Regions from separate parts of the Homo sapiens genome. Here region 1 is linked to region 2. A link is a loop called in an ENCODE intact Hi-C map of the cell type or tissue named here. Cell type or tissue: heart left ventricle. All regions are shown on one strand. Each heading gives the region's core, and the rest is flanking DNA. Links, peaks and the distances in the headings are about the cores only. Region 1 has its middle 29 kb from the start of ADGRF5. Region 2 holds the start of ADGRF5-AS1 (ADGRF5 antisense RNA 1).

Region 1 (16,631 bases), core at 4,766-12,765, 47 kb after region 2:
CGCAGTATCTGGCACAGAGTAGTCAGGTGCTTAATCTGTGTTTGTTATGAATGAATCCCTAACGCAGCACGCTATTAGAGATGCTTAAGAGGGTAAAAGCATGGGCTATGGCATGAGGCTCTTGGGTTGAAGTCCTAGTTCTACCACTTCTAGCTACTTAAATTTGGGTAAGTTACTTAATCTCTCTGATCCTCAGTTTTCTTATGTGTAAAAGAGAGACGGTGCAATTTTCTCATATTAAAGGAAGTATTCCAAATTAAGTATTTAGAGCAGAACTTGTGAGTATTAAGTCCTCCATGCTAGGAAGAAAATGGACCAGAAAATCCTAAGACTAAGATGCTTCTGTCATGAGAAGCCTGCACATAGGACACTTTTCATTCATAGTCTCTCTATTTCTCTTTCATCCTCTTTCTTTCTCTAAATATGCCTATTTTATCTCTAGACTGCTAATATTTCTTTCTTCCTTTTTCTCTTTCTTTGACATACTACTTTACAAGTCCACAGCTGAGATCCCACATGCATAACCATGAGAGATGTGTGCGTGTGTCTGCGTGTGTGCATGCATGCACTCATGCATGCGTGTGGATTTGGTTTGGTGGTTTGAGTTATTGGGTTTAAAAATGGACCTAGTGCATATCAGTAAATAGGCTATAGGCATTGACCAATTCCTCAATTATAAGTCTTGTTTTTGAAGGATAATCCATTACAATAAATAAAGTCTGCATGTCCCTGAAAATTGACACAGGAAATTGTTGACTAAAGGTGGGTCTCAAGTCAAAAGAGGAAAAAAAACCTGGATTTAGAAATTTACATCAGATATGAAACTTACACATACAAAAAAAAAAACAAGCATAATTGCCTGCTAAAGTAAGTAAGGAGAACTTGTAGACCATCTCTGAGAAAATGGATGATTTTTGCAGAAAGTTGCTAAGTTTTGTCAAGAGCAGCTGAGGTTCGATCTACAGTCACACATCATGTTGTGTTGGCAGTTTGGTTACAGATTTTTATTTTTTAAATCTTATACTTTTCCCAATATATGTATTCATATTCACAAATAGGATATTCATTCACTGGACAAATGTTTCTGGGCACCTACTTTGTGCAGAATACTATCTTAATGCTGGGAAACTTATGGATGATTTCTTTCTTACAGCAAGTTTATTGTTGTTGGTGATGATGATGATACTATTGCTATTTTTAATTGCTATCTCTTGTTGAGGACCACCTCCATCACAGGGTCTCTGCTGAGTGTTTTTTAACAAGCTTTTTAAATGCACAATGTCATTTAATTTTCACAACACACCATGAACTAGTTAGCTACTCCCATTTTAGAGAAGGAGGCTCAGAAAGGTTAAACAACTTGCCAAACCTGGTTTAAAATCTACATAGATTGAAAGTCTAGCAAATTGAAAAATTTGAGGCAGACTATGAATCCCAAACCCAGTTCTTGTCACTATACCATATTATGCTTCAAGATAGGCTGCTGAAACATAAATGAAAGGTTAAACATACGATGGTTCAAAGGATGGTACAAAGCGATACAGAATTCTCTTCCAAACTGTAGTCCAGACCAAGGGTACAATTCAGCGGGAAGAATGTTCCTGCAAACATAAGCCTGGACTGCAAAATCATTAACCTACCCAGAGAAATACAGGGAGGGACCCTTCTGCCACCAGTGTAAACACTTTTCTAAACAAAGCTGGTAGATATTTTCTAAACATTGTTTTTTATGCCTAACTAAATGTGCATCATACTTTGGAAGTACTTCTAAGGCAGTGGTCTCCATCCTCTTTGGCACCAGGGACTGGTTTCATGGAAGACAAGTTTTCTAGAAGACCAGTAGAAGCGGGAGAAGCAGGGGCATGGTTTCAGGATAAAACCGTTCAGATCATCAGCCATTAGATTCTCATAAGGAGCATGCAACCTAGATCCTTCGCATGCACAGTTCACAATAGGGTTCAAGCTCCGGTGAGAATCGAATGCCACCACTGATTCAAGAAGAAGTGGAGCTCAGGCAATAACACTGGCTCTCCCATGGCTCATGTCCTGCTGTGTCACCTGGTTCCTAACAGGACACTGACTGGCACTAGTCCATGGCCCACAAGGTGGGGACTCTTGTTCTAAGGTGCTGGTTGAAAAATGCAGATTTTGCAGCATTGCTCCCTGTCCTGCTCCTACCCCCATCTTCCTACACACACAGGTTCCAATTTAATAGGTTCAGGTAGAGCCCAGAGATATGCATTTTGATCAGCATCCAGCCAGTTTATCTACTGCTCATCTCTAGACCACACTTGCACAAACTGTGCTTTGCATCTCCATGTAAATATAAATATGTCATATAAAATATGTCATTACGGTTCTCTTATACTAATATATTATACATCTATTATTACAAAAACCCAAAATAGAGATTTTTAAAAGGATGAGATCTTTCAAAATAAAGAGCAGGGCACATACTTTATCTTCATAGTCCAACAGAGGGTGTAGCATACCATCTGCCACCCAGAGTTGAGTGAACCTCTGGCCTTGTACCCTAAGATGCATCCCTGTCTTATGAACTTCTGGGAGACAGGAGGTTGGGTGGAATCTGTACTGGCTCAGTGCTTAGGCTCATTCTCTGTGGCCACCATTGTTCCCCTTCAGACAGGTCAGTAAATCAATCTCCATGGCTTTGAAAGAAGAGTAGACAAGTTCTGCAGGTGCGCTGTGGAAAATTTATGCAACACCAGCATTGGCAGTGAAGTGACGATCTTGAAAAATATTAGTTATGCTATACCATGGCAACCCCACCTCAGGTGCATGAATATGCAGTGTCACTCATGACACATTTGGAAATTCTGCCTGAGTGATGATTTAAATAAAATGTGAAGTCCAAGTGTCATTCATTTCTGCTTTTAAACAGGACTTTAAAACTCATATAGGAAGTGTTAAGAATTGTGATTTTGACTTTAAGAAAAAGGTAGAAGTTTGTTAGTAACCTATATGTGAGTGCTTTAAAGTTTCAAAAATTATATTAAAATTAAAATGGATGAACACATCCATCCTGAAAGAGAACAAGATGTTATTTCACTTAAAGAAGAGATAAATCACTTAAGTGACACTTTTGCGTTCCTAACTCTACATGAAATACTGATTAAAAACCTAATGTGCCAGGTACTGTGCTAGGGGCGAGGAGTAAAAAGATGAATAAGATGGCATCCCTATGTCCTAGGAAAGAAGTGCATGTGAACAATTACTGAGATTTCAAACACAAAAGGCACTGTAAAACAGGCTTGGGACAGTGCTGCAAAGCACTTAGCAGGGAGATCAGTTCTGCACAGGGATGGGGTGACCTGTGAAAAGGAAGTAATTTGGTGACATTTAAAATGGGCTTAGGAGGATCGTTTACTTGACAAATGTATTAGTCTGTTATCACGCTGCTAATAAAGACATACCTGAGACTGGAGAATTTAAAAAGGAAAGAGGTTTAATGGACTCACATTTCCACATGGCTGGGGAGGCCTCACAATCATGGTGTAAGGTGAGAAGGAGAAAAGTCATGTCTTACATGGTGGCAGTAAAGGGAGCTTGTTCAGGGGAACTCCCATTTATTAAACCATCAGATCTCATGAGACGTATTCACCACCATGAGAACGGTATGAGGGAAGCTGCCCTCATGATTCAAATATCTCTACCTGGTCCCAACCTTGACATGTGGGGATTATTACAGCTCAAGGTGAGATTTGGGTGGGGACACAGCCAAACTATATCAACAGAGAAGGCAGGAAAGAGAAATCCAGGCAGAGGAATGAACCACAGTAGGGAGAAAGAATGAATGGAGAAGAGGTGGCTGGCCCCGGTTATAGCCATTGGGAAGCTGAGGAAATGGCAGAGGGAAAGGAACCTGTAAAAAACAACTGAGAAGTTGCAGCCAGAGAAGAAGGAGGGAGGCCAGGAGCATTGGTGTCCTGGAAGGCAGGGACAAGACTAGAGGAAGTGGAGAACAGTGTGAAGTCCTGCTGACAGTAAATGAGTTGGATTTGAGGATACAGAGGTCAAAGAGAATCTTGGCAAAAGCATTTGCTGAGGTACACTGGGGTAGCGTAGACAGAACACAATGTGAATGGTTGGTGATGATGTGAAGACGTGAATCGCCATAATCCTTTCAAGAATTTTGTGGTGAGGGAAAATGAAGATGGAAGTGCAGCTGAGGAAAAATATGGGTTAGGAAGAGCTTCTGCTCCTATTGTTTTAAGATGAGAAGGATCTAAGCATAATTAAATGCTAACAGGAAAGGGCCAATAAGAGGTGAGCCTAGTGAGGCTATGGGAATAAAGGGCAGGAGCACGGGAGAGCTGAGCTCTGGAGGCAGGGAAGGGTCCCTCTTCCCTTGGGACAAAACAGGAGGGCAAAAGAGATGGGTATTGAGGCTGATCCTGGCACAGATTTGGTGGTGAGAAGGCCAATGGCGTTATTTCCTCCAAGAAGGCACAGCCGTTTCCTGAGAGCAGGCTGTGTGTGCAAGTGTGTACATGTGTATGTGCATGGTGCACACACTGGGCTTCGCTAGTGCTTGGAGATTTAAGGACGGTGAAGACACCATAAAGATGTCTCTGGGGATAATTGAAGAGTTCCAGGCTGAGTGAGGGCCCATGTCCCTCTTCTAATCTTTACTGGCCTTAGACCATACAAATATCTGGCTTCTTTGCACTCTCATTTGCAACACGTTGAGTTTGTGTGTTTGTATATATGTATAAATATATGGTCTTGAATTTTCCTGCAGGCAGAATCTCTGGTTTCTCTTAGTACCTAGTAGAGTTCAGACACATAGAATATATTCAATAAATAATTCTTAGTTGATTGAAATACCTTTCAACTCATTATACCCCAGCTTTAGCCAATAAGTAGACTCCAAAGGTGAAAAGCAACTATAATTCTGAGATAGCCCTTCCCTAGGGACAGGGAACTGCAATTGAGTCATCATTTTTAGCATATGGGAATACATATTACGATAAAGAAAGAAGTGTTCTCTGGTCTGACCAATGATGGCTGCATGTCATAACACTGAATGAAAACCTTTTAAAATGCAATACGTTTTGTGCTTTACCTATTTCCTCTCCATTAACACACAAACATATGCACACTCATGCACACAAATGCACACATATGTGCACATCTGCGGGTGCACACCACTACCAAAACCCAAACATCTTTTTGCTCCTTAGATGGCTGGCAGCGTGAATTTTCTGTAATGTAAACGAAGAAGTGGTGGGCAGGATAAAGGGTTAAGTAAGGATCTCTAGTAATGCTCCAACTTGTTCTTTGAGGAGTAACAAAGAGAGGAAGCACAGGCTTTGTGGAAGGAAATTCCCAGGCCCCACTTCGGACATTCGCAACCTGCCCTGTGAACCTCTGAGGGGTGTCTGATAATAAACACTTGCAAACAAAACAATCCATGAAGGCATTTTTACTAACATTCTCACATTCTCACCAAAGGGCTACAGCACATTTTCCTGAATCTGCGGACCTTGGAGGGGGGACCTGGACATCCACCTGCCAGCAGAGGCCAACAACCCAGTCCCTGCTCAGGCTGGTGTTTGTACGTGCAGGTCCCCCTTGCTCCTTGGGCCTTTGATTGGGCAGGGGTGGTGATGGGGCTGTGGAATGCAGATCACAGACTCAACACCGGACAGGATGTGTGTGGACTGCTGTGTGCAGACCTGAGACCCACCTCTTCATCTTTCACGGAGACCCCCAGACATAGCCCTGAGCATTGCAACTTTGAGTAATAATGCAGTGACCTTCCCCAGGAGTAGAAGGAACTTGACAAAGGCATGAAAAGCTTTGCTTGTAAAGTGTGCCAATTAAGTAACAAATTGGCCTTCTTTTCCTGTAGTAGCAAAACAAACAAATAAAACCCCTGGAGACTTGACAGTAAATATTTGTGCACAAGTTTCTTGTAAGAAGCTCAAAACATGTTAGGACCAAGATGCAAAAACTTAAGCAAAAGTCTAGTTTGGGTGAGATTATTTGTAATATTATACCTTATTTATCCCCAAACTAATAGGATGTGAGATCTGTTATGCCCATTTCATCAATGAATAAATAAAGGATCAGAAACTGGCCTAGAATAATAGTAAAGTTCTGGGTGATTCAGGTATCTGATACTTGCTCTAGTGAGTGTGTGTGTGTGTGTGTGTGTGTGTGTGTGTGTGTGTGTATGTGTGTGTTTATTGGGGCTGTGTGTACACAGATTTATGGCTTTTTTAAAACAAAATATTCTTAAAATCACTTTATTAATTGCAATTCAAGCCAAGATCCTCAAACAGCATCGCTGTCTCAGGTCTAGACCAGAATTCACTTCACAGTACGGGTGAGATTTAGATCCTTGACTACAAAAAGAAAGCTGACGCTTTACTTTTGAATTGCCGTCACCGGTCTCTGGAATATTTTTGGATGACTACTCATTTGCATCTGTCCAGAGTTGGCGGGCAATCTCCCTCTTGACCCCAGCCCTCAAGACCACATTGATCCAACCGAGGTGATGACAGGTTCCAGATTTTACTCTAGGCGGGGTTAACATGAGCCTCTACTCAGGCCTCCTTCTGTCCTTTGTGCTACAACAATGGGCGGAAACACAGCCTTGTTAGAGGAAATTCCCAGGGCCATGCTTTGGACATGAGACAGTGGCTTTGCTATGCTGGGTAGGCTGATGCGCATCTAAAAATAAATACCCTGGTCTGCAAGGGTTTCTATGATTTTGTCATGTACAGTTGATTACATTTCAAAGGATTTTTTTTAATTAGTGTTTTTAAGAAAGCTAACTTAGGTAAGCCTTGAGAATAAAATATATCATGGCTTTGTTTCGGTCTGAAAACATATAGCATTTGCTTATAACTGTTTCTGTTGAAAGGACTGCTGCTTTCTTCCCCCAGGATCTCAAAGTGAGATTGAAGAAAGCAAAGGCATGCTGAGATGCTGCCCAAGCATGGTCAGAAACATGTGAGGGTCCAGAACTGCAAGTTCTTTGAGTCCACAAAGGATAAAGTATTAACAGAAAGCTCTGGGGCTGCCTGGAGTGGTTGCTGATGTGTATAGGGTCTACCTAAGCCTAAGTCTTACTTCTCTAAAAGTTTCCAGATCCCTACTTCACAAAGAGACTGCTCTTGAGGTGGTTCATGTAGCAGAAAAGGAAAGATGGGTAGAAGGCAGTGGCCAGTGAACTTGACTCACAGCAGGCAGACAGTTCCAGCCAGCTTTCTTCTCTCTCCAAAAGTCAAATATTCCATTCATAGTCCTTGCAACTTAGAAGATGGTAGAATCAGTTTCTTTTTCACATTTTAAAGTTAGACCTCGGAATGGCTAGGAACCCATATCCATGTAGTCATATTTCCATTTTAGCTAGAGGAGAAATCAGGGCCAAAGCTCTGAGTCTTGCTGTTATTTGCCTGACTCTACTTGAGCTGAAAATGTACAGAAATGTGGCAGTTTTCCATCAAATAGGAATGTGTTTGCAGCACAAGAAGTAACCCATAATTTAGTTAAAGAGTAACCCAAGAAGAGTGGTTTACAGTGAAGTTTTCCCTCCTCATTGTTCTCGTTTCTTTTTTGCTCTTTCCTGGAAGTCCAGCCTACTCCATTGTTACTAAGACCCTATTTTAAACTTACTGCAGCAGATAGGTAGGGCTAGCTGGTGAAAAGTCAGCTATCCTCACTCTAGCCTGATGATATTTTTTGCAGACCTTCATTTGGTGGCTTGGATCACCGCACTGACATCACGAGACTCTTGATAGCTTTGAGCGGGAAGGGACCTTTGAGGTCATCACCCGGACTCCACCCATTATGGGCATCCCTTTGGGAACACCCTGGCCACTAGTCCATCTTCCAGGGTGCTGGAACATTGCCCGGGACAAGGCGTTCACCACACCACAAGGCAGCTCACTCATTTTTAGATGATTCTGATGGTGGGTAAATCCTTCCACACATTGAGCTGAAATCTGTTGCGCTATAATTTCCACCCATTGATCTTCTGTTGGCCTTCCCTTTTCCCACACAGAGCAACCTTTAAATATTTAAAAGCAGCCCTCATGTGCTCAAGATGTACTTCTTACTTTAATTGTCCCCTGAATGATCCTTCAACTGTTTGGTGAATGACAGTTTTCTCATTTTCACCATCTTGGCCAACCTCCTCTTTTAAGACCTGGTGTTTTTTGTTTTTTGTTTGTTTTGTTTTGTTTTGAGACAGAGTCTTGCCCTGTCGCCAGGCTGGAGTGCAGTGGCACAATCTCAGCTCACTGAAACCTCCGCCTCCCGGGTTCAAGCAATTCTCCTGCCTCAGCCTCCTGAGTAGCTGGGACTACAGGCAAGCACCACCACATCCAGCTAACTTTTGTATTTTTAGTAGAGACGGGGTTTCACCGTGTTAGCCAGGAAGGTCTCGATCTCTTGACTTCGTGATCCGCTCACCTCAGCCTCCCAAAGTGCTGGGATTACAGGCATGAGCCACTGCGCCTGGCTGACTTGGTGTTTTTTTAAAGGAACCTATTTGGCACTTTAGATAATTAATCTTCTTACAACTTTGTGCACTAAGTATTAGTTCATATTTTCAGAAACAAAGACTTGGCAAGATACAATCACTTGTTCAAGACAGGAGATTAAAAACCAGGTCTGCCTCTTTCTAGCCCACAACATGCCTCTCATTAAAAAAGAAATATTGAGCCAGATATAGTCCAGGCTGATCTCAAATTATAGCCTGAGATCTGTGGCAGGCCACTGGAAACCTCTCATGCAGGTTAATATCCCTTTTGTTATTACGACGTGTGTTTATTGACAGAGATTAAGGTGAACTTGAGTGGGTAAGAAATTACCAGCAGAAAACATTCAGTTGCTGAAAGGCAGCTGTAGACAAGGTGGGCATGGTGGAAGCCTGGAGGCAGAAAGGCATAGGAGCAACACGAAGCAAGAAGGGATTCTAGAGGTGCAGGAGGCATCTCATTTGGAAGCTCTGGACAATGGAGGGAGAAGAGAAGAAGGCTGGAAGACAGAAATAGCTGTCCCTTGAGAGCGCCTCGGCAGTTTACTTCAGCCTAAACCTGCTGGCTGTGTCTGTTTGCTTTCTCCCAAGTGTCCATGTGCTCTATGGAAGGGCAAAGCATGGGGGAAAATGATACTATGCCCTTCTCCACCATTTGATTCTAGGTGAAATATGGCTAAGACACAAATCTTTGGGTGGAAAAAGGAGAATACCACATGTAGTCAGAAAGGGAATCCTTTTAGCTGTGCTGCAGTGAGGGATGATGTCAGGAACTGGCTATATGTCTACGTGCTTCTAGGTTTTTCCTGCACCACTTGGTAGAGCTACTTCCTCCTCTTTTCCTGGCTGCTTTCCTAAAGCAGGGACTGCTTAATGGAGGCCTTTCCTCCCTCCTCATCTAACCTGCTTCAAAGCAGCTCTGCACCCAGCAATGAATGTCTCATGGATTTCTCTGAGTTGCAGGGCACTGCTCTCCAGGAGTCACGGGCAAACTGTGCTGTTGGGGAATTACCAAAGCACAATGTTAATGTCAATGGCTGAACATGTGGGCATAGTAATAAAATGGCTCTCTTAAGATCTCTTCGAGCTGGCTTGACTCAGAGAAATACAGAGCACCGCCTTCCAAATTACCATGAAGCATGAGAGAATGTGAGTGCAGAGGCTCTGTGGATATGGTCTTCTCTTTGCACTCTGAAATCAGGGATTCTCTCCCCTGTAGCTCTCTGTCTTTTTCACCACTTGAAAAACTCAAGGTTCAGAGAAAAGTTGTGGACCCACCCAAGGGTCACATGGCAAGATAGTTGCAGGTACAGGACCAAATGTGGGGCCCCAAAGCACAGTTCAGCTGTCTTTCTATTGAACCACACTGACTTCAAGCTTTAAGCTCTCGAGGCCTTTACTTGGATGTGCCAGCATTTGTTAGGGATCAAGCTTATTTCAGTTTTCCTTAATACTTCCATGAAAGAGAGGTAGCATAGAGGATGACAAAAAGTAAGTCCTCCAGATGAGCGCTGCATGGAGGCAGGACTCACATCTATATTGTTTGCCATCATATCCCTAGCACATAGCACACTGCCTGCCCTGTGAAAGGGACTCAGTGAGTCCTTGACTTCGAGTGGCAGAGAATGAGGGGCACTGACAGGGAAACAACTAATGAAAGAGGCTGTCACATAGATGTAAAGAAGTAGATTCTAAAAGGCATGGCACATGGAAAGTACTCAAAATATTTGGTGAGTAAATGAATCCAGCAACATTTCAGAAAGAAGAGTGTGGGAAAATGCTATAGGGATTAAAAATATCCTTGGAAGATTCAAACTATAGATCTCGATCTGATAATTAGGGTTTTTCAGACAATGTACACATTCATTTGCTCATTCATTCATTCATTTAACAAAATTGATTGAGCAGAAGCTATGTGCCCAAAACTGTGCCAAATGCTATGGGTTTAGACATAGAAGACCAATAACTCCTCAAGAGTCAAAATAAATATAGCAACTATCACTTAATGTGCTTAGGGATATGTCAAAACATTCCACTAAGTACCAGAAAAATAGCAGACCTGAGAACCGCTTAGTAGAAGATGGATGGAGGGGAATGAAGGTGTACAAACCAGGCCTTAATGGGCAATTGGGTGGGGAAGATGAATAGAGGTGTCCCAGGCAGGGAGGACAGCACACACAGAAATAGGCAGGCATTAGAGCATTCAAATATTAGGGAAATGCAAGGTACTTAGTTTAGTTGCAAAGTCAGATACTGAGAGGGTGAGGCTGGCAGGATGATAAGGAGCCGACTTTTGATTTTTCTACCTTCTTTAAGTGAATGCTTCTCAAACTTTAATGTGCATATGCATCACCCAGGGATTAAAATGCAGATTCAGTAAATCTGGGGAGGGAATAAAGAATTTGTTCCCAAGTGATCACTCCCAACTGATGCCTGATGCAGCTAGTCCTTGGACTACACTTTAGGTAGCAAGGCTGTAAGCAACAGAGTGCAATAGAAATATTTCACTGAGGTCGGGCACCATGGCTCCCGCCTATAATCCCAGCATTTTGGGAGGCCAAAGTGGGCAGATCACCTGAGGTCAGGAGTTCGAGACCAGCCTGGGCAACACGGTGAAACCCCTTCTCTACTAAAAATACAAAACATAGCTGGGCGTGGTGGTGCGTGCCTGTAGTCCCAGCTACTTGGGAGGCTGAGGCACAAAGATCACTTGAACCCAAGAGGCAGAGGTTGTGCTGAGATTGCACCACTGTACTCCAGGCTGGGCGACAGAGTGAGACACAGTCTCAGAAAAAAAAAATTATATATATATAGATATATGTGTATATATATATATATATATATATATATATATATATATATCTCACTGACAGTGGCATTATTAGAATTGCATATTCCCAAGACCCCTGTAGCAGGGTATGGAAGATAGAATGGAGGGAGACTGTATTGAGGTAAAATACATAAGTGGTAAGAAATTATGAGCATCGGAACTAAATAAGCTAGAAAAGAATAGTAAATGTTCAATAAATAGGTATGAATTGTTTGATATTCCATGAAGTCTGTATAAATTATTTCTCTTAGAGTAAAGGCTGGTTGTGAAGACAAAATGAAACAATAAAAACATAAGATGACAAAAAAATCCAGAGAAATTTATAGTGGTACTTAAATAAGACCTGGCTCCTCTCTGAGTCTCAGTGACCTATCATCTTGAGCCTCAATGGTGACCAACAAGAGCACCCAGCTAAGGAGTGAGCACCATCCCTGCAGACAACCACCACCACAAGCCTCCGAGACATCCCTGGATATTCGTTGTCACTACTGGTATTGAATTTCAGGAAACCTCGGGAATAACAACTGTTTAACCACAAATTCTAGAAAATAATGTGGAAGTCCACCAGATCCCTGAACAAAGTACTCTTTTTTTTTTCTTATAGCACATAGGCACTCTAAATTAGGAACACCCGTTCCTATTTCTGTTAGCAAATTCTCTGTCAAATCTACTATTTAACTGAAAACCTCAGAAAGGAGTAATAAAGAAATCATGGTAGAGGTCTATACTATTAAAAAGAAAAGGCAGTTAGTAAAAATTACCCCTTATGCAGAAGCCAAAAAAAAAAAAAAACTACTTCTAATGAGATTTGCACTCCAAAGAAAATAAGAATCGACACCATGATCTATATACTGGCTGGCATTCTTTATCCAAAGATGTACAGATTTGAAAAATCCATATGTCATATCCCATCTCACTATTTGCCCCTCACAGTCTTGTAAATCAGTAAATCTCCACAAGACACACAGGTTGAGAGCGTGAAGCCAGCTAGAAAAGCCACGTGGAAATGCACATCTATTCCAGAGCAGCCGGATTCACATTTAACATGGCAAATCAAAACGATGCAGGTACCTACCTTTCTCTTCTGGAGTTTTCAGGCTTCTAAAATTTAACACCTTACTGCTGATCTGCCCAAAACCCTCTCAGGTGAGGTGAACCTCGAGGGCATCCCATTCAATCACACAGCCAGAGGAGGGTGGGGTTTCACAAGACCAGACTTCAAATGCTGGGGCTCTTGCGGGTTCCCAGGCTGTCGGGAGCAGAGGTGAACTGCCTTCTGTTCTCTGCTGCAGGAAGAAGACGGGAGACACTGACTGACTGGAGGTGGGGGGCGGGGGCTTGGGGGAGGGAAGTAATATGGGGACTGTAATAAATAAGAGATCCTCTCCACATGATTTCCTATATTTGGTGCCTGATGCCTCTCTCCAGGCTCCCTAGAGGAAACAGGAAACTTGTCCTCTGGCCACTGGAAAGAAGAGAATAAACATACTGAGAACTGTGAAAAGAAGCAGCAGGACCCCAGGCAAGGAGCTGATGGGCCAGCCAACTTTACCTTTTACCAAGTGCTTTCTTCCTGAAGTTCCTCTAAGTGTTTAACTCTGTAAAAGTCAAGAATGTCCTCATCTTCTTCCACTGAGCTGGAGCATATTCTGGCCCCAGTCCAGATGTCATATTACAGAGCAGCTGATGACAGGCAGGTTAGAACAGGCCCTGGAAGAATCCATTCCCAGCCTCAGGCAAGACCCCCTAAGCTCTGTCTTTGGAAAGTCTGATCTTTCTTAATCTTGGACTGACTCCAAAGCCCTCAGGCCATTTTGCCTTAGAGTTTAAAGAATTATCAGGAGGCCACCATCCGTGGAGTGAAGTAGGACCCTCTACATTATTTATGGGGTTTCATGTAAAATGAAAATGTGATGCCACTCATTTGAAAATTAAGAATTTCAAGATGGTGACAATAGAACATTAAAGCAAGTGTGGGGACTCTCTGGAGCACAGGGCTCTATGCAACTGTACCAGGCCGTAGACTCACCAAGCCAGTCCTGGCTGTAGAAAGAACGTGGGAACTCTGGGCCATGTGGATTTTCACAAGCTGAGTTGTTGAGAGACCTGGACTACCTCCATTGTGTTCAGCAGGGTGACAGTCAGTCCTCCAACAGCAGCACACTTGGAAGCTGCTGCAAGGCAGCAGAGGGGGAGGAGGGTGGATGCTGGGTTGCGGGTGTGAGCAGGCAAAGACCACAAACACATCACTGAGTAAAAATCACACAGTGGTCTCCTTGCCCATATTTTCCCTCACTTCCTATCCATTCTCCTCTCAGCAACCAGGGTAATGTCTCTCAAATGCCATCTTCATGGTGGGATTCCCATGCTTAAAATCTTTCAGGAGCTTAAGGATATAGGTCAAACCCTTAAATGCACAATGGCCAATCTCTTCTACTTTCCCTCAAAGCCCACTTTCACCTGTGCTCTCCTCATGCCCTTTCTCATTCCCTCCTTCCCCACCTCTCTCCACTCAATGAAGTATGTCCTCCCCTCCAAGATCCAATTCCTTGAATCTGACATCCTTCAGAATGCATTTTCCAATTTCTGGGCCCCTTTGGTGTTCTTCCAAGCAAACCATGCTTGTCTCTCTCATAACACTAAAGCAAGGAAGCCTGCCTACTTGTCTCTCTGTCTCCTGCTGGGCTGTCCCTCTGTGAGGTCAAGGACTGTGTCTGCTTCACCATTATATCCCTAGCATCCAGGACCCAGCAGTGTCTGGTTTGTGTGGGTTTAATGTTAGGAGGAGGAGCGTCATCAACTACAGTTATTGCTGGGTGCGATGGTGCGCACTTGTACAAGTCCCAGCTACTCCGGTGGCTGAGGCAGGAGGATTGTTGGATCCCAGGAGTTTGAGACCAGCCTGGTCTCAAAATAAAATCAAATTAATTTTTGATTAATTTAAAAATAAAATCAAATTATTTTTGATTAATTTACAAAATAAAATCAAATTAATTACAGTTATTACATGTTAGGGAAAGGAGAATATATGACTTAGAGGAAAACACAAGACTGTTGTTATAGTTTTACAAAGTGGAGCAACTTCACGGGTGATATTGCGGAGCTATTGCTGAATATTATGAAAATGCTGCAGTTTGTCATATGCTGTGTATTGCTGCCTCACAGAGATTATTATAAGCAGGCAACAACCTCTATTCAAAAAGTGAAGTCTTAGATAATGCCCACAAGAAGGAGGACTAAAGTTAGCAAGGGTGAATGAAATGGGAGTCTGTTGGAGGTGAGGGGAGAGAGAGGGAGAAAGAAGGGGCAGTGGAAAGGAAAGAGGAAAAGAGGAGGGAGGGATATGGGAGGAAGGATAAAGACAGGAGAAGTGGGAAGAAGCACATGAATGGAACAAAGCTTAGAAAACAGTGAGGTGGTGGGGAGGGGAGGAAAACCCCTGTGAAGTCAGCATTTATCTGGAAGCAGTGCACCACAGGCAGGCTCTGTGCACCCTGCCTGACTCTCCTGCACTTTCTCAGGCTCCCCGATGAATCAAGCCTGTTTTTCTAGAAGTCAAAAGGCAAAAGGGGGTCTAGGGACATGCCACGACCGCTCTTAAAACACAACAGTTAGCTTCTGCATTTTGTTTGGACTTTGAAACATTATTAAACCACATAGTCATTTTTTATTTCATGATTTTGAATACTTCCATGACAATATTACGTCTGGAATTTCTAAGCATATATTCTGGTTACTTTTCATGGTTCCCCTGAATCAAGAGGTCACTTTGTGTGTTGACGAGGACTGTATATGAGTGAGAAGCCCCAGGTGAGGCTGGATGATTGGAGTACAAGCTGCAGTAACAAGACCCATACTCTATCATCTGTAAAGGTAATCAAAACATAGGTGATTCTCAATATCTGGTTTTGTGCATTTAATTGTCATTTAATATATGCATCTATCTAGAACAAAGCAAAGATATTTATTAAGCCAATCATTTGAACTTACTTTATGAAGTCTCAATTTGGTTCCTAATTAATGGATATTACTTCCATTGGAAATGGAAGTGTCAGAAAAAATAGTGAAAGGCTTTAAAATAGGAAAAGATGACTGGGTGTCCTGTCAACAGAGTGTTGAGAGTTTTCTAGCAAACAACTTACAGCTGGAGAGCTGAATCTATAGGGGTCTCTACATTTGATCATCTTTGACTGGATGTTTAATAATTCTGAAGGACGTAGAAACTAATAGTAATACAAATGATTTTTGACCATAGAAATGCACATTAGTTTTGTCCAGTAGATATATAATTGCCTTCCACCCTATAGAAATGGTTATTTCAAACATTAAATTTTAGTGCACGTTAGGATATTAGCCAGTTTTTGTAGCTCTTAGCAAACTCAGTTCAGCATTCCTGATTGTCTCTATATAAATATATCTGCTCTTGGGATTTCCCTTTGAATAAGTTCTAACGTTTTACCACTCCCTTCATTAATTAATGAGTTAAATAAAATCTCTTTCACATGTCATTTTATATTGGAGTCAGGATTTCACCTTTTGAAAATGGTCTTTTAACAGAAGGCAGGTGATAGTGCTTACAGCAAGTTGTATCAGGAATTTTCAATGGCAAAACTGTTTTCTTAAATATTTGGCCTATTTTTATACGTTCCTTGAGTATGTAAAATAAAAACAGGGAATAAACTAAGTGTGTTGATTATGAAAGTGAATGACAAAGTGATATCAGCTGAACAATTAGGTGTGTACAGAGTTTCAGTTAGGGCAGGAGTACAGGCAAAGCCCAAAGCAGAACTATGTAAAACAATAACTGGACACGGGTTTACTAAATATGGTGAAAGTGGCCTAGGTTTGGACTCACTAAAACCAGTACCTTGGAGGAAAGAAAACCTTGATAAGCAAAGGGCATACATTTCAGGTGTTCAGTATTTTTTAAGACAGTGTTTTTAGGAATTCTTGCCACATAGGCAACTATTCAGAAATGTCCTACTATCAATCAGCTATAGCAAAGCGTTCAACATAGGGGACAGTGACATTTTGAAAGGAATAAATCAGAAAACATAAATATATTTGTGTGGTTTGGTTTCTCTTTAATTTTTATATTTGCTGTGTTTTTAGTGTGTGTGACTTACAATCTATATTTTTAAATATCAAAGATATAAAATAATTTATCTTTAAGGATCGGTCTGGCCAATCAGTTTGGTTTGACTCACTAAAGCTCTTAGTACCAGATCAGCAGCCAAACATAAGGCCTTTTTGTTTTGTTTTGTTTAATTTTTATTTTCAAAATGAATT
Region 2 (16,631 bases), core at 4,779-12,778:
CATCCTGGCCAACACAGTGAAACCTGTTTCTACTAAAAATACAAAAAATTAGCTGGGTGTGGTGGCATGCACCTGTAATTCCAGCTACTTGGGAGGCTGAGGCAGGAGAATTGCTTGAACCTGGGAGGCGGAGGTTGCAGTGAGCCGAGATCGCACCACTGCACTCCAGCCTGAGTGACACAGTGAGACTCTGTCTCAAAAAAAAAGAAACGCTAACATTATTCCTATCAGGCTTCACCTTTGGTATAGTTAAAAAAACAAACAAAAAAGAAAAACATTAATCAGAAAAATTTTAAAAAAGCAAAACACTCCCAACATTAAATGTCAAGCTTAAAACCAACTCCACACACCAGCCTGAAAGCACCAGGTCTTCTATCTCACTCCACCACCATCACTGCCGGCTCAGAGCACTCAGGGCTACATGTCATCATCAGAAAGGCTGCAATCATGAAAACCCAAAAGTCTGTTCCTCAACCTGGGAAGTGCACGGCATTTCCTAGACCCAGATCTAAAAGGGCCAGCACACCCAGGTTGCTAGGCCTGCAGAAAGGGCAGGATTTCCGTGCTAGCAGCCAGAGACCCAATCTGGGAGGAACCTTACTCTGACTAAATAGATGTGAAAATGTGAGCGCATCCAGTGCAGGGTTTGGACATCCTGAATGCCCCTCTCTTGCTGTTTTGCCTCTCCTCAGTTATTCCTTTAAAGCCGGAGAATAATCAACTGGGGCTCTTCAGCACCAGGCTCCAAGACACGCCCCTTCTGTCAGAAAGCTGGAGTGGAGAACTTGGCCAGTTGATATTTGTGTTACTTCTAACCAATAAGAAACATCCACTTTCATTCCCCCATGAAGAGTCCCCATAAGACTAAATTTGGAGTTTGTCTGCAAACCTCCAAAACAAGCTTCTCCTTCCAACTCTGGTCTCTACCTGTGACCTCCCCAAAGCACCATCTCCTAGGTTTGTGCACTCCTGAAGAGTCACAGGGATTATTGCTGTCCTTCATCCCCAAGTCACATCTGTCCAAGACCTTTTGCTGTGTTTTTCAAAATGTCTTTGGCGAGCATTTCCTCTGCTTCTTTCCTATCTTACTCCATGGCAGAGTCGCATGTCTAGACTGCCGAGCCTCCTGGCTGGTCTCCCAGGCACTAATTTCTTCGTGTAATTTATTTAGCCATAACCATGGGGATACTTTTCACTTAAGTGAGTTCATCAGTCACCTCTCTGTGGCAGCCGCTCAGCTGATCCAGAATCTACTTCCTGATGGAATCGTGACATGACTCGGGATCTTTCCCCCATTCTTATTTCTCTCTGCTCCCTTACAGCCACTCATTGTCCTAACAGGCAGCTCCATGCTTTTTCTCGCCTCTAGGTTTCATGCAGGCTTCTTTTTCCTGAGAGAATTTTGAAAGAGTTTTCCTAAAATGCTAACTCCTATATCACAGCATCTGTGCCCCTGCCTTCAAGTGGTACAGAATACCTTCTCTGGACTGGAGGTAGATCAGGCCCTTTCAAACGCAACACTATTTTATAAATAAATCGATTTTCTTTGTTTAAATTTCTTTAAAAAACTATTAAAAGAAAAATAAACACCAGATAATCCAATTAACATTTTAAAAGTAATATTAACATAACCTTATTTAATCTTCCTAACAACCCTATAAAGTAATATGTGTGAGATATATGTGTGTGTGTGTGTAAATGTGACATACATATGTGATACATATATATGTGATACATATATATATATATGTAATATAATACAGTCAGCCCTCTGTATCTGTGGGGTTCTGCATCCATGGATTCAACCAATCTCAGATGGAAAATATTTTTAAAAATTTTGTCTATACCGAACATGTACAGCCTTTTTTTCATGTCACTATGACTTAAAAAGTACAGTACAACAACTATTTACATAGCATTTACATTGTACTAGGTATTATAAATAATCTAGAGATAATCTAAAACATATTCAAGGATGTACATAGGTTATATGCAAATTGACACAATTTAATATCAGGGACTTCAGCATATGCACATTTTGGTATCTGAGGGGTTCCTGGAACCAATCCCCCATGGATACCAAGGGAAGGACAACAGTATACACACACACACACACACTCATATACATGTATACACATATACACAGACATATGCATGCATATATATACACACACACACACACACACACACACACACACATATAAATTCAAGGGGCCAGTTAGGTTATGTAACTGACCAGTCACATGGGTAGAAATTCATGGTGTGCTGAGAATAAATATAAGTATTGATCCTATCTTTAAAGATGATTCTATTCCAAATGCTAAAGATTTTGTCCAGTGACTCAAAAAAAAAAGAAAAAAACTCCTGACCTAATTGTTTTTCTCCTAGAACCTTTGTATCCTTCTGGCATCCAGGCTTCAGAAAGGGAGAGGTATGTGTATGTAAAAGGGAATAGCAATCTGAAAATCAGAGCCCAGTTCTAACACCTCACTTAACTAACACACCCACCAAGCAGAACACAGACACCTCCATGTGGCATCCTGTTGAAGGTAACATTTTCTGTTGCTTCCTTTCATCATTTTCCTGGAGAGTCGTGTTCTTTTTTTTCTCTTTGAGATGGAGTCTCGCGCTGTCGCCCAGGCTGGAGTGCAGTGGTGCGATCTCAGCTCACTGCAACCTCCGCCTCCCGGGTTCAAGCGATTCTCCTGCCTCAGCCTCCTGAGTAGCTGGGAATACGACTATTTTTAGTAGAGACGGAGTTTCACCAGTTTTGTCAGACTGGTCTCGAACTCCTGACCTCGTGATCTGCCCACCTTGGCCTCCCAAAGTGCTGGGATTACAGGCGTGAGCCACCACGCTGAGTCATGTTCTTAATTGCAACTTACATTCTGGATATCTGGGGCCTAGTACCTAGGTTTTTCTATGGCCATTTCTTACTTCAGCGATTTTGTAAAAGTACCAAGGCCAATCCATCTTCTGCAGATGATGGGTTGATTCATTAACACTTCCCAAATGACTCTAGAGGCCCAAGAACACAGAGGTCCATGTATAATAAATGGAAAACATCTTTTCATGTTGATTTAACATTGTCATGATTGTTTTTAATGAAAGCACACCTGGAAAAACTTTGGAATGTCAAATCCTTAGATGTAGAAATGGTTTCCTCCCCAAGGGCTACCCCCTCACGTTGTCACCACGGGTCATAAACAGCCTGGCTCAGAAGTGCAGGAAGACATTCCTTTTACAGCTGTAGTCACCCACTGCTCCTGAGGAAGCCAGCAGCCTGAGCCTTAGAAGAATTTGGCAGAAACCTGGAGCTGGAACTCACTGGCCAGTAGTTTGATTTTAAAAAGCCAAAGTCTTTCAAAATACCAAATGAGCACATCTCTGTCTTTGTTCCTGTCATAGAGTGCAGAAAAGTTTAAAGGGTTGTCGGGATGGGGTAGAGGTAATGATACCTGTTTTAGAGCACAGAACGTATATACTGTGCCATAGGCCACTTCAGGGAAGGAGGGAGAAAGGGAGCATGGGATCCCACAGGGCTAAGAAAACAAAGGCTGAAACGGAAAAGAAAAGAAAGGGAAGAGAAAGGGAGAGAGGGAAAACCAACAGTGGTATGATCTTCCAAATAGTATTTTAAGAGCTTAATAGAATGTGGTCAAATTCTCATTTCAAGCGCTGGACAACAGTTGAGTCTGGCCACTGCACCGTGAAAGGCTTGAACAGATGCCTCCACTCTGATCTTAGGGTAAGCCTGCCCTCTTTGGCAGCCTACTGTCTCTTTTAGACTCACTAGATCAAGTCACACATGGCTGAAAAAATGATTCCATCCTAATGTGATAGGGTAAAAAATTTTTCCTTCTAGATAGTTGGTACAGACACTCAGCCAGCAGACGTTTTCCGATAGGAATTCAGAAAGGTGCTGTAATGTGAACGTGCAAGTGCTTCATCTATTCGCTCACTGGTTGAGAAAGAAACTGAGCTTGATGCCAGGCTACAGAGATGAGGAGAACGCAGGTGAGCTCTCCTCTACTGGGGGTGGTAAAGAGGAGGTAAAATAATTACAGTGCTTTGGGACAAATGTTGTGAATGGAAATGTATCAAGGGGAATGGGAACCCAGGAAAAGCAGTCTCTGATGATCTGGGGAATGGATGGAGGGCCTAACAGGGCAAGAGTTCATAAGACTTGAGGCTTCAGTGGGGGTCTCCCAGATAAACAAAGGGGGATGATGGGCAGGGTGTTGATGACGTGAAAGGGAACAGAAGGAGATCAGGTGGGAAAGGCACAGAAGGCCTGGTGAGTCACAAGCAGAGGATTGGCTTTTAGTTCCAAGGCCAAGGGAGCCCATGAAGAGTTCTATGGGGGCAAATGACAGGATCCGATTTGTGCTTTTGAAGGGCTTCTATGCTGGGAGTGGGAGCACCAGGTCCTGGGAATACCCAGCCTGCGGCCCTGACCTGACACCTGCGCAGGGTCCACTCAGGATGGGATTTGAGGGTCGGTGTTTCAGAATTTGCAGCTCTTCACCTACCCCTAACCCTCCAAAGGGCTGAGTCTTGTATTTTCCAGATCACTGCTTTAGAAGTGAGTGGGAAAATTGGAGTGGGAAACAGAGGAGGAGGACTTGAGCCTCGTGGTTAGATTGCTTCACAGGATAAAGTCCTAAGTAAAAGAAGTTTTTTTTTTTGTTTGTTTTGTTTTTTTTTTTAAAGCAAAAAGAAAGGCTTCTGGATGGTGGGCAGAGAAGTAGACCATTTGGTGGTGCGGGAGGGCAGCTGAGGAGGGAGCCACAGAAAAATCCTAGGAATGTGAGGAGCAGTGATGGCAATGGGGAGGGAAGGAGGGTTCTTACGTGTTGTTATGATCCAGTTACTGTCATTTGGTAGAGAATGGAGTTTCCTAGTAATTATTTTTGGAAATCACACTGCACTATATGACCCTGATGTGATTGGAGGCTGAATTATGTAGACTACAATGTTTTAAAAAGTTGCAACACATACCATTTGAGTCAACTTATAAAAGGGATTGCCAAGCAAGAGTTTACATACCGGCTCGTTTTTGCCTCAGTGCCTCTTCACCAGCTGGTTCATGTTCATGAAGACTCTGAAAAGAACATTTGAGAAAGTTGTCAATTAACGTTAGAGAAGTCTTTTCACTGTGGCTCCCCGCTTAGATACCCCTAAATGTTGGAGCTGAGCTTAAGGCTGCAGACTTTGGGTTAGCACCATGTGTCCCGTGGATGCTGGGCACATAGCAATGAAATGGTTTGGAAGACAAAGTGGAGCTGTTACTGTAGTGTGACCTAGGAATTCATTTTTTTTTAGACCAGCCTCTAGACCAGGAACAGAAGAAATCATCATATCTGACTTTCTCAGAGTTCCTGCAGTTTGAATCCCGTCAAAAATATAAATTATTATAATGTTCTAAACTTGTACTCTCTGCCTGACTTGAACTGAGTCATCCCAGTGACCTTCGAGACAAGTCTCACGACCTCCTTCTCAACACTCACCCTGTCCTAACCCCAATCTTCCTGCTGTATTAGGGCTCTTTAACCATTGTGTGTGCTTAGAAATTATTTTTTCTACATCTGATCCTTTTTCTCCTGGATGGTTCTATTGCTGGTTTCTGTAGTAGGAACTAAGAAAGCCTGCTCTAGAGTCAGACTGCCTGGGTACAAGACTGTGCCACTTACTCTGTGGCTTTGTGACCTTGGGGAAGTTACTTATCCTCGCTGAGCTTCAGGGTTTTTTTCCTGTAAAATGAGAATAATAACAATATCAACTTCATAGGTTTGTTATGAGAACTAAGCAAACTACAGTATGGCATATAGTAAGTTCTTAATACATTTTAGCTATTATTATACAGTGTGGTGACTAAAAGTAAGGACTCTGCAGACATTGAGTTCAAATCCTAGCTCCATCATAAAATGTCTGTATGACCTTGGGCAAATCACTTAATCTTTCTGTGCCTCAGTTCTTACCTATAGAATGGGGATGAATATAGCTTATCTCAGAACTTTGATGCGAGGACAAAATGATTAATAAATGTAAGGCCGTGAAAGTAATTTTGGTTACATGGTAAATGCTATTCAGGGAGGGGGCATCAAGATGCTCTGGGGGCATCATGCTGCACCTGCCACCTGGTGCATTTCTGTGAAGTTCATCTCCTTCATCCTGTAGCTTTTTTGTTAAAGAATAGGCATTGATCAGTTTCACTCATGGGATCACCACCAGCTCTGCAGCTGGTAACAGAGCCTACCCCATACCTTGACCTGACAAGGATTTCCTAGCTGATCCCTGCCTGCCTACAGGTTTTCCTGTGATGTATTTTCCACTCCAAACTCCTTTCACACTCAATAGAAAAGCCCCATCTCTCTGAAGTCTCCCAGATAACCCCTGCCCACAGAGATCTGTGCTTTACCCTGAACTCCACGCATCCATGACCGCCACCTGGGGCAGAGCTCATTCTGCCGTCAGGGTTGTCTACCACTATTTTCTAGTTATCTCACATCATCACAATGACAAACATAATACTTCCTAAGATGTATTTAACACCCTGTGCCAAGACAAGGGTAGATGCTGTTATTATCCACATTTCACTAATAAGAAAGCACAGGCAGAGAGAGGTCCAGTAACTTGCCCAGGATCACACAGACTTTAAAGGCAGAGCAGGATTCAAACCCAGCCAGCTCCAGAGTCTGCACTTGTCCACGCAGGCACTGCATCATCTTATCAGCAGAGTCCTGGGAAACTGGCTTTGTCTCAGGGAGCGGGTCTCTCTTTACCCAGAGCCGTTTCTCTCGGTGTCTGTATAACCTCTTCCTATTCCCTCCTCCTTTCCAGTGAACAGTTCCCTTGGCTGGTCTCCCTCCTCTTACTAAGTTACATTTTTAGGAAAAGATCAGATGTCCGCAATTTACCACTCCATGTAAGGTTTACCTGTTCCCCTCGCTGATGCCCTTAGGAGGTACTGGTTGAGGAATGTATTAAAGTCAATAGGAAATGGGGAGCGACTGTGTACTTGATAGTTCATAAACGTTCTTGAAGAAATAAATAGGGGAATGATGGATGATGATTGGAATTTCAAAAGCCCAGTTGCTGCTTTATTTGCAGTGAAGTTATTTTAGATGTACTTGAATATGCAGGAACTGAAGGTGCAAAGTCAATGTATAGGACTGTTTCCAGCCCAGCTTCCCTTGGAGAATGCTTTGGCTTTCTGCCCAGGCAAAAGGAAGGTTCTTCGTGCTTTCCTGCCTCCATCCTCTCTGGGGCCTGGTGGGGAGGAGGGAGTGGCCACTGGGAGCTTTCTCTGTCCACACTTCAAGGCAACAGTTAGGGGACTCAGACAACACAGGAGAACTTGACCGCCAATGGTCACCTTTGGGCAGTTCTCCCAGGTCGAGTTTTCATTCTCTCTGCTTTCCAATAGGACTAAAGCATTGAGGTCTTGCCTCTTGTCTTGTCAGTTACATGTTAAAATCAAGATATATTTCAATTATCTAATGCAGCATATTTCAACTCTTTGTAAGAATCAGGATCATTGGTCTCCCCTGCCCCCAGTGTGATTCAGTAGGTCTGGGGTGAGGTGCAGAAAACTGCCTTTTCAAGCAGCGCATCCATTGACATGAGGCCATCTTTTGGAAACACTACTTTCTGAAGATTTCCGGAATCTTTATGGTGATCATCTGGAACTTTCAGGCCACATCTTTGCAAGTGCCGCTTCCACAGCTCTGTCACCTACAGCCTCTTCGTTGTCCAGTGGGAGCAGCCTACTTACTATTTTAAGCCCTACAATCATTGGAGATAATGGAGGGAAAAGCACATTGATGGCAATGAAGCCTCTGAGGAGTTGGGATGGAGATGGGTAAATGCTCTTGGCCATCCCCAGATTCAAGGAGTTACAAAGATCTGGCTGCCAAGTCACCGGACCTGATTTGAATAGAGCAAATGGTCACACCAAGAAGTGAATCCCACAGTTTCAGATTTTTAGGAGATGTCATTCACTCCCTCGAATCCTCTGTTTCTTACATTATGAAAAATAATAAGTGCTGAGGCATGTCAGGTGCTCAGTGCAGTCTCTGGTAGTGGTGAGTGTCGTGTATCCTGCCGGCATGGGGCTCACTGGGGACCAGCCTTACCATCCTGAGTCCTCATGTTATCGCAGTTTGGGGAACTGTGGGACTCCAGCACTTGCCTTTCCTCTTACACTTTGGGTGCTGGGTAGATCTCACAAGGGAGCACAGGTTTGCCAGGGCTCCCAGTGCTCGGCAGTGTATTTACTTCAGACAAGAAAACAGAGCTTCCAATTGGACCTCCCCTGCCTGCTCCATCTGTGTAGAGGTCCCCAGGGGACTGTCTGAGCCACAGTGGACAGAGCTGTCCAGAGGGAATTTCCTGAAGGCAAAGCTTCAGCCGGAAAAGACAAGGTCACCAATTCCAGGAAGTGCCCCACCTGTCGGACATGATGACTTCACAAATAATTGTAGTGGTGGTGGGGCAGGGTGGCCTGGAGTGGGGGTGGGTAGTCAGTCAGGAATGAGAGGTGGCTTTTTATTCATGAAGAAGAAAATTCCCAGGGAACAGGATGGCAAACGAGAAGGTAAGCAAAGGCTCCTGCTTTCCCAAATCTTAACCCTACTCACCCGAGCCCTGCCACACATGCCTCTTTTTCTTGACCTGAAACTTCCAATTTAACATCTTTGCTTCTGTGTTCGAAAACTGTCTGAGCAAGAATCCTCTAGCAATGTCTCCTCACATAAGCATATTCAGAGGGGTTTATTTGTATCAAAAGTAATTGCAAAAGCTGCAATTACTTTTGCACCAACCTAATACTAGAATATTAAAAATAGCTACAAATTCATAAGCACTTGGGCTCTGTGCTAGTCACTGTGCTGTGGGTTGCATGTAGAACATTGAAGCCTCACAACGAACAGATGAAGGAGATATGATTTATTCTCATGTAGAGGAAACAGACTCAGGGAAACGAAGAAAGTTGACAGTTTCCAAAGCTAATGAGAGTCAGAGCTGGGCTTCCACTCAGACCTGACATCAAAGTTGAGCATATATAGCCTGTAACTCTAAGATGGTCACTGGAGCAGGATCCAGGGCAGCATGTCTGAAAACCAGCATCCTGGGACCCACCCAAGCATCCTGAGCTAAAATCTGCATTTGAAGAAGGTCTCTGGGCAGATCCATGCTTACATGAAAGCTTGAGAAGCACTGAGCTACATCATCACCCTTTAAAAGCCCTTTACCCCACATGTGTATATTCACGTTCATAGGCACATTATTCACAATGGCCAAGAGGTGGAAGCAACTCATGTCCGTGGATGGATGAGTGGACAAACAAAACATAGACATATGTACAATAGGATATTATTCGGCCTTAAAAAGAGGGGAAGTGCTGACACAGGCTACAACATAGATAAACCTTGAGGATAATATGCTAAGTGAAATAAGTCAGCCACAAAAAGACAAATACTATATGATTCCACCTACAGGAGTTATCTAGAATCACCAAATTAATAGACAGAAATTAGAATAGTAGTAACCAGCAGCTGTCAGTAGAGAAGGAAATGAGGAGTTATTGACAAATGGGTATAGAGTTTGAGTTTTGCAAAATGAAAAAATTATGAAAATTTATTGTACAATAATGTGAATATACTTAATACTAATAAACTGTATGCCTAAAAATGGTTTCAAGATGTTAAATTTTATGTTAGGCATATTTTTTCACAATTTCAAATACCAAGCCCATCACCAGATGTTGCATACATGTGTCACTTAAGATGGCAGAAGGTCAGTCATGGAAACTGGGTGGCAGCTTAGGGCAGTATAAACTGATCAGGCAGGCTCAAGTGCACTTTTCCAATGGGAGTCTTCAGCCTTTGGGTTGCATGAAGACATTATACCTTGAAGGGTAGATCTACCAAAGAAAAGTGGGGTCCTTTGAGGTGAGTTGTAGGAGCTTCCAAGAAGATGGATTTCACATTCCACCAAGATCTCTAGGAGGTCAGCTTATCCCCTGACCAGCCTTCACCACCAGGCAGATGAAGGGGCTTTGCCAGGGCCATCACTAGGAGGGCAGATGTGACATAGAGAGAAGGCATTGCTGCAGCCAGGAGCACTAAGAAATGCTGGAACAGAGGCAAAGCTAACCCCATTGCTGAGATCACCTCAGGCCCTGGCTTTTACCCCACCTGCCTTGGATAGCCAGAGCTCTGCACTGACTATGTGAATTCACAAGAAGCTTAAATGTTTCCCTTCTCTATTTAAATAGGAAGGCTATTGTGTATGAGTGTACAGGTTGTACTCTGCACACTGGGGTTTGGAAGAGGAGACACACCATATATATTCCCCAAGTCATGAAAGAAATAAAGAAAAGACAAAGATAACCTAGGTCAAACAATGAAAGAACCAAAAATGGAAAGAGGAAGAAAGTACATGAAGTCGTGAAACAAAATCCTGAAGGTAAGATCAAGCATTTTGAAAATGATATCAAATGGGAATAAATTATACAAATTTACTTGCTCAAGTTTGGTTTAAAAGAAAAAAAAATCAAACGCACATTGTTTACAAGAGAATCATAAAACAAAGTGGTATATAAAGGCTTGAAAAAATAAAGGACAAAAATCGGGCAAACACACAAACAAAAGCAGAAATGACAATTGGAATAGTAGACAAATAATTAAATTAAAACATACAAAGTAGGACAAAGAAGGGCATTTTATAATGCTAAAAACATACCAATGAACCTCTAACAACAATGACTGACAAAAAAATAGAACTGAAATATGTAAAACAAAAAAGTGGAAAACATTACTACAATAAGAGAAACAATAACAGCAAACAGTCACATAACATTTATTATGTGCCAGACACTGTTCTAGAGCATCTTATAGATATGAACTAATTTAATTTTCATAACAATAAAAGGAAATCAGTACTACTATTAGCATCATTGTACAGATGAAGAAATTGAGACAGAGAGAATTACATCAGTCTTCAAAGATTCCCAACCAGTAACATGCCCTGTCTCTGGTGCAGGGAGAAGCTAAGTAAGGAATAACCTGAAAATTCCCATAAGGAATAAGGGGGTACTTATCCCTCCCTTTACTTAAGCTAAACTCTCATTGACTTTCCAAAGACAAAACCACCTGAATAATCTGTCAGCAAAGGTCTTCTATGATGTCTATGGTCCCTTCAGCTATATCAGTCTGTGACTGTCACACACACACAGATTAATGTCTTTTGGAATGTGTTCTAGCCTGATGTCCCAGTTAAAACAAATCCTTTGAGAACATACATTCTGCTCAATCCTTCAAATCTGCTTTGTTGTTATTGTTGTCAGTTTAACAGAGTGGAAGACTTAGGCCTAGTGGTTGTAATTTAGTGAAGGAAGGAACCCTGGGAGGTCTCTCTTGAAGCTACATTGGTGTTCCCTTGACACCACCACTTATTTCAGAATATAGCAAGTGGTAGCCCAGCAAATACACTGACCTGAGTTTACATTCACCCCTTCTCCTCATTTGCAACATTTTTTCTTATGTTGCAACTATGGGAAGAATGTTTTTTCTCCCCCTAAAGTTTTTTCTCCTTAAACTTTTTGTAAGAACCATTGTCAGTCAGGAAATCAGAAAAATGTGACAAGAAAAATTATAGCAGATATGGATATAACTCACCAAAGGATGAATAGTAGACTCGTAATTCCAGTTCAGTGCAGCTTTGGAAGAATAAATCACAATAAACATGAGGCACAAAGTGGTTCTCCTTGGGGATTTCATGTCTTCAAGTTTGAGTTGGTTGGCCTGAAATGGAAATATGATGGTTTAGATATACAGCAATTTATTTCTTAAACAAGGAAAAAGAACTCGCAAGCCCTGTCTTAAAGGTCATCCTACACAAGAACTTTTCAAAAGAGACACAAAAGGAAGGAGGAGCATGAAGGAATCAACTTAGCATTCTCTGCCCAGACCTTTGGGTGAAGAAATGGTCACAGTAGGGGAATGCGGGTTGATAGGCTGAGAATGGTGCCTGTAAATAGGACAAAGGTAGCAGATGTTTGAGTAAGAAATACTTACACATAATTTATGAACAAAAAGACTCAGAGAACACTATTCATTTTCGCTACATGCAATATACTTTGGTATTTTCAATTCTATCATAGAGTATCTTTCCACATTTTTAATTTAATTCTGGTAGCATCCCATTAAATGGACATCATGACCCATATTAATGGACTATGACCCATTAGTATGAAAACTGCTGGACTTGGTTATAAAAAATGTAAGTTGTATCTTACAGTATTATTTCATATTATAGTGCATAATATAGAATATTAGTATCATTATATATCCCATCTTATTCATTGAGTTCTTTTTATTTTATTTATTTATTTTTTTTATTTTTTGAGACAGGGTTTCACTCTATTGCCCAGGCTGGTCTTGAATTCCTGGCCTCAAGCAATCCTCCTGCCTCAGCCTCCCAAAGTGCCAGGATTACAGACGTAAGTCATCATGCCTGGCCTTATGTGTTGATTTTTTAAAATTCATTTTATAATGCTGATGATGAAAATAGCTTTTTGGTGATGAGATGAATCATTTTTGACATTTTTTCACTTAAAAAGTAGGGTGTCACACGGAATAACCTCCACCCTAGAAGGTCTAGGGACCAAGACAATCTACTTTGTGCACACTCCTCTCCTTGTAGCTTTTCTATGCCCAGGTGTTGTTGTGAAAAGAATGCTAGACTGAGAGACACAAGATATGGGTTAGGATCCAGGATTACTAGAAACTAACTGTGTCCTGTGTAAGTAATTTGTCTTCTCTGAGTCCAAGTTTTCCCATCTGTAAAACGGGGATAATTGTACCTCCCCTAATTCTCTCACAGAGTTTTCTGAGACTCGAATGAGATTAAAAGGCATGAAGAACTCCAGAAATGCAGGCTGCAATAATTATTACTCTGATCGTCAATAGAATCCAGAATGCAACCATCCAGAAGGGCAGGCTTTGGCTGCAGTGTTGCAGGGAGCGCCAGGTAAGCATGGCCAGGATAACACACTGATGATAGGCAAGATTTACATGCCAGGGAAAATTGTATTTCAATTGCCAGCTGACAACTGCCACCTTTTCCTCTTCCTCAGTGGAAAACTGGAAAACTGATCCAATTTGCAAATTTGGCAATCAAACACATTTTTTAAATTCTGCAACTCAATGGTTTGGGGGAAATGCTTTGCAATTTAGGTTATAGTAGTTGTTTAAGACCAGATGCATCTGCTATGGGGAAATCATAGCAATGTACTGCTTAATTTTCTATTGGAAGTTTTATCTTCCTTTTTGAAAGACAGTGTGTCTTTGTGGGTATTGAACAGGCTAATACAGAATGAGTCAGGTATTTAGGAGGCAAAGTAGTCTTTTCAGGCCCCAACCTCAGTTGGTTCCCTACTGAGGCAGTTAATCAAGGAGACGAGACTTAGTAACTGAATAGTTAATGAGCCTCCCTTCGAATCTGATAACCAAGGAAGAACTCACATACTAGAAGGACTAGAGCTGGCTCCATATCTTTCTACGATTTCCCAGTGTTGGCATTGCATCCTTTTTTTGGTCAGTTAGCAAGAATTACAATGTTTTCAAATAGTCATGTCTGGCCCTTTTGTACAGGCCATTGGCCAATACTGTCCCCATCTTCCCCCACCCCTGCCTCTGCTGAGACTATTTTTAATAAATTAACATTCTTATCTATGTTGACTTATTTGTTGACAACAAGATTGCAAGCCAAAAGAAATGGAGATGTAGGAAGGATGCTACCACGGGGAGGCGGGTGTTCTCTGGATGCAGAAGATGATATACAGTCATCAGTTACACACAAATGTCAGGGATTCTTCACTCAAAAGAAAGGAGAAAGCCACCACTTTGAAAGAAAGGAAATAGTCAATATATTTGACAACCTGTATGGAATGGACCTGACCAATGGGAACAGTGACACGAGCTGAAATTCACTTCAGCTTTTGGGGTTGCTGCCACACTTGGGTAGAGACCTAAAGATCAACTTTTCTTTAACCTGCATCATTAATCGTATAAACCTTCCAGCTCACAGGTATCCATACCTGTGAGGAAGCAAGCAAAAACTGTTTAACTTGGCCAATGTGGGGGAAAAGTCTATATTCATCCAGTTAAAAATATGGAGCAGCATCCCATATTCAAGGCAGTTTGTCTTCAGTAGGGGCCCTTTAATGCTAAATTCCCTAAAAGTTCATATTTCTTCTAAAATTCCTGGAGTAAACGGCAGACAAAGACTGAGAGACAAAGAGAGAAACAGAGGCAGAGAAAGAAAGAACATTATCAGATGTCATTCCCGATCTCCTTCTCTTTTTAAATTAAAATCCAGGACACTCTCTACTAAAACTCACCAAAGCTGGGAAATATGCCCTAGCCCTCAGTATTAGCCTTGCGGCTCTGAGCAACTTCCTGGTCTCCTCTGACTCTATTTTCCTGTCTGTGAAGTTAGAAGACAGGGAGAGGAAAATAAAGCACAGCCTGACATCATATGCCAGGAATAAGTCATCAAGATTCTCAGCAACACTGCATCTGGAGGATGAATGATCTGGGTTCCCTGAAGCCACCATTAATGGCATTCTCTTGCAGAGTGATTATGCACCAGGAAGCTTCACTGTGGAACTGGCCTGTTCTTACAACCCTTAGAAACAACCGGTGCTGGCTGGGTGTGGTAATGCATGCCTGCAATCCCAGCATTTTCAGAGGGCAAGGAGAAAGGATCACTTGAAGCCAGGAGTTCAAGACCAGCCTGAGCAACAAACTGAGACTCTGTATTATACCAAAACAAACAAAAACAAAAAAGTTTTTTTTTTTGTAAATAGCCAGGTGCACTGGCATGCACCCATAATCCTAGCTACTCAGGGGGCTGAGGTGGGGAGATGGCTTGAGTCCATGAGCCCTGGAGTTCGAGGCTGCAGTGAGCTATGATTTCACCATTCTAGTCCAACCTCTAACAGAGCAAGACCCTATCTCTCAATAAAATAAAATAAAATAAAATAAAATAAAAAATAGAGAAACAATCAGTGCTTAAGATCAACTCTTCTCTTAGAAATCCTTCATCAGCCCTGAGATCAGAAAACTAGGCCTAGAAAGAGCTGAGTGTCTCAGAGCTCAGAGGTGGCTAGGAGCTGAGTTCGTCAGAACTCCAAGAGATCTACCAATGATTCTCAAAATTTTAGCCAATGATATCCTCCGACAGTTGGAGCAACCATTTATGATAGGATTGTGGGTAATAATTGCTGGTGGTTATTAATTGGCTATTAATTATAATTGGTGGGTAATAATTGCTGGTGACAATGACTGTAGGATAGGATTGTGGGTAATAATTGCCAGTGGTTATTAATTGGTTATTAATTATAATTGGTGGGTAATAATTGCTAGTGAAAATGAATGTAGGAGTCCTGTCTTACTGGGTGCTCACTATATTCTAGGTCTGCTGCTGAGCTCTCTGCAAGGGTTACGCCCTCTAACCCTCTCAAGGAGCCTCTGATACTATTAAATTACCCCCATTTTTCAGACATGGAAAAGGAAGCTTAGAAGGATGATTAATTCACTGAGGCCACACAGCTGATAGACGGTAGTGGCAAAATTATAAACAAAGCAGTCTATTCTCCTGAGAACAAGGTGCCATTTGAGCTAAGAGATTTTCTTGGTGGGAAATCAACCAACCAACCAAACAAACAAACAAACAAACAAACAAATTATAAGTTATAGACACCTGACCAGGCAACTGGAAAAAAACTTCTAGCCTCATTTTGCCACTAATTAGCTGTGTGATGTGGGGCAAGTCACTTTATCTCTCTGAGCCTGTTTTCTTATCAGTAAATCCAGGGATTTGACTGCACTCAATAATTTCAAAATTGGGATGCAGGAGTTGGTCTCTTGAAGTCCTGTTACTATTTTAAGAGTCTAAAATTCTTCACAGTTATTTCAACTCAAATGCAGGCTCACTCTGGTTAACTTCTGAGAATAATCATAACTATCTTGCATTTATCTCACCACTTCTGACTTACTACACAGTCTAGGCCTTCTCTGCCCCTCATGTACACCATGGCAATGGCTTCCCTTCTTTACTTCTCTGCTCCCTCTCTACAGAGAGGCAAGATGGGTTTTCCTGAAGTACTCTTCACACAACATTCCCTGTTCAATTTTTCCCTGCTTTCAGAATAAAGGAAATCACTTTCACTGATCCTCAAGGCTCTCCATAACCTGGACTTTATTTAGAAGAGTTAGCATATGTAATAAGCATCTATAATACTTTCACTACCAAAGTCAGCTGCTTTTTCATAAGTTAAAATAGTGCAAGAGATTTTCCAATGCTCACGCAAAAGTAAAAATGCCAAGTCAAACTTTGAGAATTAATTTTGGGGAGGGACAGGAGTAATTACTGTCAAACAATTTTTCTGTGTTTGGCGAAACCAAAATAACCCTATCATTTATTTGGTTTATTAATCTCCATCTTTTCCTGTCCCCTAACCCCACACAATCACTGCATATTCAGATTCTACCCATCCTTCAATGCCCAGGCAAAGGGCTCCCTCACAGATGAAGGTTTCCTGATCTGTCCAGTTATAAATA

The links. A loop is a pair of places that touch in the nucleus more often than their neighbours do. Peaks named below come from ENCODE experiments on the same cell type or tissue, not always from the same donor. Only the 100,000 strongest peaks of a DNase experiment are listed, where the experiment ranks them.
Region 1: it touches region 2 in a loop (1.8-fold over the local background); 5 of 110 quality-filtered maps call a loop at or near these places.

Annotation. Positions count from the first base shown.
Region 1 is chr6:46,942,317-46,958,947 of GRCh38, forward strand. It overlaps a transcript of ADGRF5 not described here. Among named protein-coding and RNA genes, the nearest start is that of ADGRF5, 29 kb to the left of the region's middle. In heart left ventricle, for the core only: no CTCF peak of the experiment used is centred there; a DNase peak (open chromatin) is centred at 7,865; H3K4me3 peaks cover 2,828 bases; H3K27ac peaks cover 7,356 bases.
Region 2 is chr6:46,894,980-46,911,610 of GRCh38, forward strand. It overlaps ADGRF5 (adhesion G protein-coupled receptor F5), which reads right to left. Exons shown (of 21, transcript NM_001098518.2): 2 at 11,682-11,807; 3 at 5,050-5,104. The coding sequence starts at 11,783. ADGRF5-AS1 (ADGRF5 antisense RNA 1) reads left to right here and starts at 8,492. Exons shown (of 4, transcript NR_110658.1): 1 at 8,492-8,599; 2 at 10,280-10,470; 3 at 12,889-13,035; 4 at 13,765-15,050. In heart left ventricle, for the core only: a CTCF peak has its summit at 8,474; a DNase peak (open chromatin) is centred at 8,384; H3K27ac peaks cover 2,779 bases.